2 separate regions of the Homo sapiens genome follow, and region 1 is linked to region 2. The links are chromatin loops, found by intact Hi-C in ENCODE. Cell type or tissue: PC-9. All regions are shown on one strand. Links, peaks and the distances in the headings refer to the core of each region. The heading gives the core; the rest is flanking DNA.

What was found. A loop is a pair of places that touch in the nucleus more often than their neighbours do. Peaks named below come from ENCODE experiments on the same cell type or tissue, not always from the same donor. Only the 100,000 strongest peaks of a DNase experiment are listed, where the experiment ranks them.
Region 1: it touches region 2 in a loop (16-fold over the local background); 11 of 110 quality-filtered maps call a loop at or near these places.

Annotation. Positions count from the first base shown.
Region 1 is chr20:6,827,449-6,830,373 of GRCh38, reverse strand. No RefSeq gene overlaps it. Among named protein-coding and RNA genes, the nearest start is that of BMP2, 61 kb to the right of the region's middle. In PC-9, for the core only: CTCF peaks have their summits at 1,200 and 1,399 (motif pointing left); no DNase peak of the experiment used is centred there.
Region 2 is chr20:8,721,299-8,724,223 of GRCh38, reverse strand. PLCB1 (phospholipase C beta 1) reads right to left here. Exons shown (of 32, transcript NM_015192.4): 15 at 1,803-1,870. Among named protein-coding and RNA genes, the nearest start is that of RNU105B, 110 kb to the left of the region's middle. RefSeq lists silencers at 1,757-1,806, 2,808-2,925. In PC-9, for the core only: a CTCF peak has its summit at 1,705 (motif pointing right); no DNase peak of the experiment used is centred there.

The sequences.
Region 1 (2,925 bases), core at 217-2,716, 1.9 Mb after region 2:
GCGGGATCATTACCCTACTTAACATAAGTAAGTGGAAATGAAATTTTTGTGACTTGCCCGAATTTGAAATGTCAGCTATCGGCAAAACCAAAGTCATAGCCTGATTTCTTATAATGCGCTTTCTTTAGGTGGTAATATAAATAGTTTCCCATCTTCTCAATAATATGACAAGTCGTTTGTCTTAGAGTATGTGTGAAGTGAGAACAGGCCTCATGGATGGCTGGAGTGGCATCTCAGGAAACTGCAAGCAATTCAGATTCCAAGTGGGATGGGAGGCACTAGGTTTCCATAAAATGCTCATACACTTGCTTTCAGAGAAACATGAAGGGATAATTTTCACAGTTCCCCCACTAAGGCTGTGCCTGTAAGCATATCCTCCCACTTGTGGATTTATTTGCCTTGGTGCACTGTGATGTCTGAGGCCTAACTGAATTGTCTGTAAGGTAGTTCTGTACTCAGAGTAGACTACAGGGGGAGCTCATCCTACTAATTTATGGCTTGTCTCATGCACAACCTGCAAAGGATGTTCTTCTAAGGGTCTACATCCCTATGGAGCAGATGTTTCCTCAAGAACACTCACTCCCAGCTGAGCTTTCCTCAAATAACCTTGCTCCTTGGACCTGAAAGACAGCTCTAGTCCCTCATTGTACATGTGACAAGCCCAAGCATGCCTGCTCTGCCATATAGTATCTATCATGATGCTAGTCCTGAAATTACACAAAGGCAATTACAGGGGGACAATGTCTCATCTCTGAGATGGAATCTGCAAAGATATAGGACTCCTCCCCAACCAGGTGGCAGTCAATGCCAGTGAATCCGACTACAGCAGCTGCCAGCTTAACAAAAAAACAAACAAACAAACAAACAAAGAAAAAAAAAGAAAAAAAAAACAGTGATATCTCTCTTTCTTTCATATTGGCAAACAACCCCTGTCATCTCCTCCTAGCTTTCTGATAGCCCACTTAATGGGTCAAATTAGTTGGCTCTTGCTAAGTCTTCTAGTAAAAAATTATTCTTTGCCACTTGTTTTCAGAGTTGCTTTAAGAGGCCCATAGGGGCAGGCAAGTCAGAAAATGAGAACTCTTTAACAAACAAGGGCAAACCTCCCTGTCCCTGATGTAGAGGAAAAGACCTACAGGCTATTAAAAGGACCTCCCTCTGATTAATAAGAGTATTGACCTCTGGTCTAAATCAATTTTTGTGGAAGAAAGAAAATGGACTCTTGGAGAGGTAGGACAGAGTGGTAAAGCACTTAAAAAAAAATAAATAGCAGTCATTTCCCTTCTGCATACACTGTGTACACTGGCATGCTACCCTTCCTAGTGATCTGCAGAGATTCTGACCTGGGGTTTTCCATTCTATTGCACTCGCTGTTGCCACCTGCTGGTGACATATCATGATTGACATACATACATAGTTGGGGGAGGAATTTTTATGGGAAGCACAAATTGCAAACTTAAGGCCACATCAATAGTCTTTATTCCCTGGGGACTCAGTCTTTCTGGAGATGGGAAAATATGTGTCCAGAAAGCAAAAGAAGAGGATGCTACTTATACTTTCCCTTCAAGAAGTTCAATATGTTTCAGTCCTATTATTCCACCAACACAAGAGATTCCTTTACTATCTTTCTATGGGGCAAGTTGGGCATGTATCCTCGTGACCACTACAGATGTGCTATCTTAATCGTGTATGTTGAAGACTAAATGTTTTCAGTGTAATAGAACTTGACCTCAAATAGAAGATTGCTTTTAGTTTCCCTTAAGCAAACACGGAAGGCAAAAGAGAAACCCCCCTGCCTGTTTCAAGGTGCCTGGAGCTGAGAGGTTGCAGCACATCCCATCATTTATGAAAGAGCTCTCAGAAGTATACAGCCCTACGTTCCCAGAAAACCTCAAGGTAAGCAAGTTGTTTGAAGTAAAGCAAGTCTATTTTTTAAAGGCCCATGTCGAGCTGTAATTTGCTGAGGAATAAGAAATGAAAATACGTTTCCTTAGATTTCTCCACACTCATAAATAGCCAATACCATAGTGCATGTTTCCTTGGAAATTCAGACACATTCAAAGCCACGGTGCATAGCTATACATGTTTAACTTGTAAATTTATTGTGATAGAATAGGAAGGTTTAAAATGAAAATACACCAAGTATCAGGAAGTTCAAGAGTTAAAGTCCCCACAGCAACCTTAACACACACTCTCAGTGTATAAATGTCACATCATAAAGAAGTTTAAGAAATTTTCTTCAGTAGTAATGTCCAGTATTGAATATTCCCAGTATGGACAACTTAACACCTATATGTATTCCCATTATGTGTTCTAATTTTTAAAGGGAATTGTGTTTTAATGTAGATATTCATATTTCATTCATTCATTTCATTCATTCATGCCCTGGGTCTTGTCTCTTCTCAATAAATTTTATTTAGGTTATCCCATCCAGTTCCACAGCTTTAAATGCTACCTATATTTGAGATATTCTCTCTCTCTCTCTTTTTTTATTTTAGAAGCAGAGTCTGACTTTGTAGCCCAGGGTAGAGTGTAGTGGTGCGATCACAGCTCACTGCAGCCCCGAACTTCCGGGCTGAAGCAATTCTTCCACCTCAGCCTCCCTAGTAATTAGGACAACAAGCAGTTGCCACCACACCTATTTATTTTTATTTTTATTTTTTGTAGAGACAGGGTGTTGCAATACTTTCCAGGCTGGCCTTGAACTCCTAGCCTCAAGCAATCTGCCTCACTTGGATGCCAAAAGTGCTACGATTACAGGCATGAGCCTCTACACCTGGCCCTAGTGATTATTAAATCCATTTCTCCATTCCTAATTTATCCCCATAATTTTGGAATCATAGCCAATTGCCAACTGTCATCTCTATTGAAAAAAGGGTCTACTTCTGGGGCCACTTGTGTAGCTGTTGGCAGGCCTCCATTTCT
Region 2 (2,925 bases), core at 256-2,755:
ACATTTATTTTAAATTCAGGGCTACACGTGCAGGTTTTTTTTTTTATATAAATAAACTTATGTCACTGGGGTTTGTTGTGCAGATTATTTTGTCACCCGGGTATTAAGCCTGGCATCCATTAGTTATTTTTCCTGATCCTCTCCCTCCTCCCACCTCCACCCGCAGGTAGGCCCCATGTCCCTTTATGTGTCCATGTGTTCTCATCGGATTCGTAAATTAAGAATTCACTGTACAATAAGAAAATTGTTAGGTAGGTGACCACCAAATGAAGGGAAAATTGATAATAATAATAAAAAGATTGCTTTGTGGAAATGGGCAGGGGTGGGTAAACAACTGCTTTCCTTCATCAACATTCTTCCCTCCCTCCCTTCTTGGCTCCTGATGTGTCTTAGACAAGCAGGAAAGCATAGTGCAGGGATTAATGGCTCGCGTTCTAGAGCCAGCCTGCCTGATTTCGAATCCCAAGTCCACTAGTTAGAAACCGGGCAACCTTGGGCAACTTACTTAATTGCTCTGTGCCTCACTTGACTCATTTGTAAAATTAGGATAAAATCAGTTCCTACAGCATATAGGGGTTTTTGATTAAAAAATAAGTTAATTTATGTGAAGGAGCTTAGAACAGTGCCTGGCAAGTGGTACTACAATCTCATGTTGCTTTTGCTATTATTAGCTATGACATATTACTTTGATAGAGTTTTTAATGAAAAAGAAAACCAATAATGCAGTGTTGGCACAAAATGGGCCTCTGTAGAGTGATCTAATATTGTCTCACATTTTTAGAAGAGAGAATGCATGGAGATGAGTTTCTTTTAAAAATTCTGGTAGTAATATTTGGGTCAAATGTTAACTGGGAAACATTCATTTGCAAATGGACTATCCAATTAGTAAGAGAGTTTAAAAATTATTTAGAATCACTGATCAGAAATTATACACAATTGAAATCATTCTCAGGAACATATACTTTGCCAGACATGGTAAGCTGTTTTCCTCCTGGAAATCAAAAATTGAAATGTAGTGAGGGAACATAATTAAGCAAAACTTTAGACATTAAAAAATAATTCTAAGAGGAAGGACATCAAGTAAGAGCAGCTTATTTTTTGTTTCATTTTTACTAAATTGTAGAGCTACAAGCGTTGAGACAGAACATATCTAACAAATTTGAAAGCAGATTCAATATAAACTTTAAAATACGTATTTTTAAAGAGAGACAGTGTCTTGCTCTGTTTTCTAAGCTGGAGCACAGTGGTGTGATCATAGCTCACTGCAGCTTCAAATTTTTGGACTCAAGCCATCCTCCTGCCTCAGCCTCCCTAGTAGCTGGAACTACAGGTGTACACCACTGCACCTGGATGTGTTTTATCTTTCATTTTAACTTGTTTTTTTAAAGGCGTGAGGTCTCTCTCTGTTGCCCAGATTGTTTCAGTATAAACTTTTGGTAAGACAAAATTCTAAAATTCCAGTTGATCTGCTTCTGATTCTCTTCTAGGTTCTGTGCAATTAATATTTTTGAGCTAATCAAGTTACTCGGGATGCCTAAGTTTATATAAATAGGTAGCTCTAGTGTTCCAAAATTAAAACAATGCAATGAATGTCACAGTTCTGATCATTTTTCTAAACGCCATATCTTCTCCGGATTGTGGAACATTTCATAAGCCATTTAATTGCCTCAAAAATTGAAGCTGGCAATTGGAAGGCACAAATCTACTTTTTGCCACTAGATGGCAGAAAGTGACCATGAGACAGACCCAGGAGAGTACAGGGTGGTGGAATGCCTTAGGGACCAGAAGCCCTAAGTACCCACCTCATCCATTGAAGATTTTTTACAGTCATCATCATCATCGTCGTCGTCACTTTCCGTATCAGCTTCTCCTGTCAAATTTTAATAACAGATCATCATGTCACCATTTCAACATTTAGCTTTACAGCATTTGTAACACATATTTTACCTAAAATCAATTACAGATTTCCTTGGAAGTTGGGCTGTTTAAAATTATTTTTTTCAAGGATTTAAATTTTATTCGTTATAGAAAATTATACTGACATTTTGAATATAGATTTTTTCCTAAACTGGATTTGTTAATAAATAGCACTTAAAATTTCAAAATTCTATTAAAAAATGCGTGTCAATATTTTTTCTCTATATGTTTTTAAACACGTGGCATTGAAAACAGTTTGCTGGCATTTAATACAGTTTGCTTTCTATGGTACATGTATTCTATTTTGATATACAAACACTCTCTCAGGGTCTCTATGACCCCGAAAACAGATATACTATCTATCCCTCCTTCATCTTTCCCTCCTTTCCCAAGCCGCGACTCTTCCATGCAATGCGTGGCCAGCACATAGCTCAGTGATCTTGTGTTGACATTTTTCCCAAGGCCAGAGAGGACCTTGCAGAAGTCAAAGAAGTTAGGAGCTGGGGCAGGAACTCTGGGGCTTTGGCAGCAAAGTCACTACATAAAAATCGTGAAGGGCCAACTTTATCCTATGATTTGTCTGCAAGCTTATTTGATGGATGTATTGTCATCACAACGAAGTGCATATCGTAGAAAATGCTGATATTATTTTTAAGAGGGCAGGATAACATGGGTAAGTCCTTAAATATCAGCATGATTGGAAATCTAACTCCATCAGAAATAATTCAGCTTCATATGTAGCCAATATACACTCATTTAAATGAATTGTTTTTCCCCTGAAGAATTAATGGACATTTCTGCTAGGTTAAATATTCATATCAGTATGAAGCATTACATTCTTCCATAGCTATGGGCTTCAGTCAGACCCAGAAATATCCGTTATATAAAAAAGATTTTCAAGTAAAAAGTCAGCGAGGTTGTTCTAAATGGTTCGAAAGTTCTAAATTGATTTAACTACTATCTTTCAGGGCTCACACAATGCAATAGCACGATGAGCCCAATAGATGG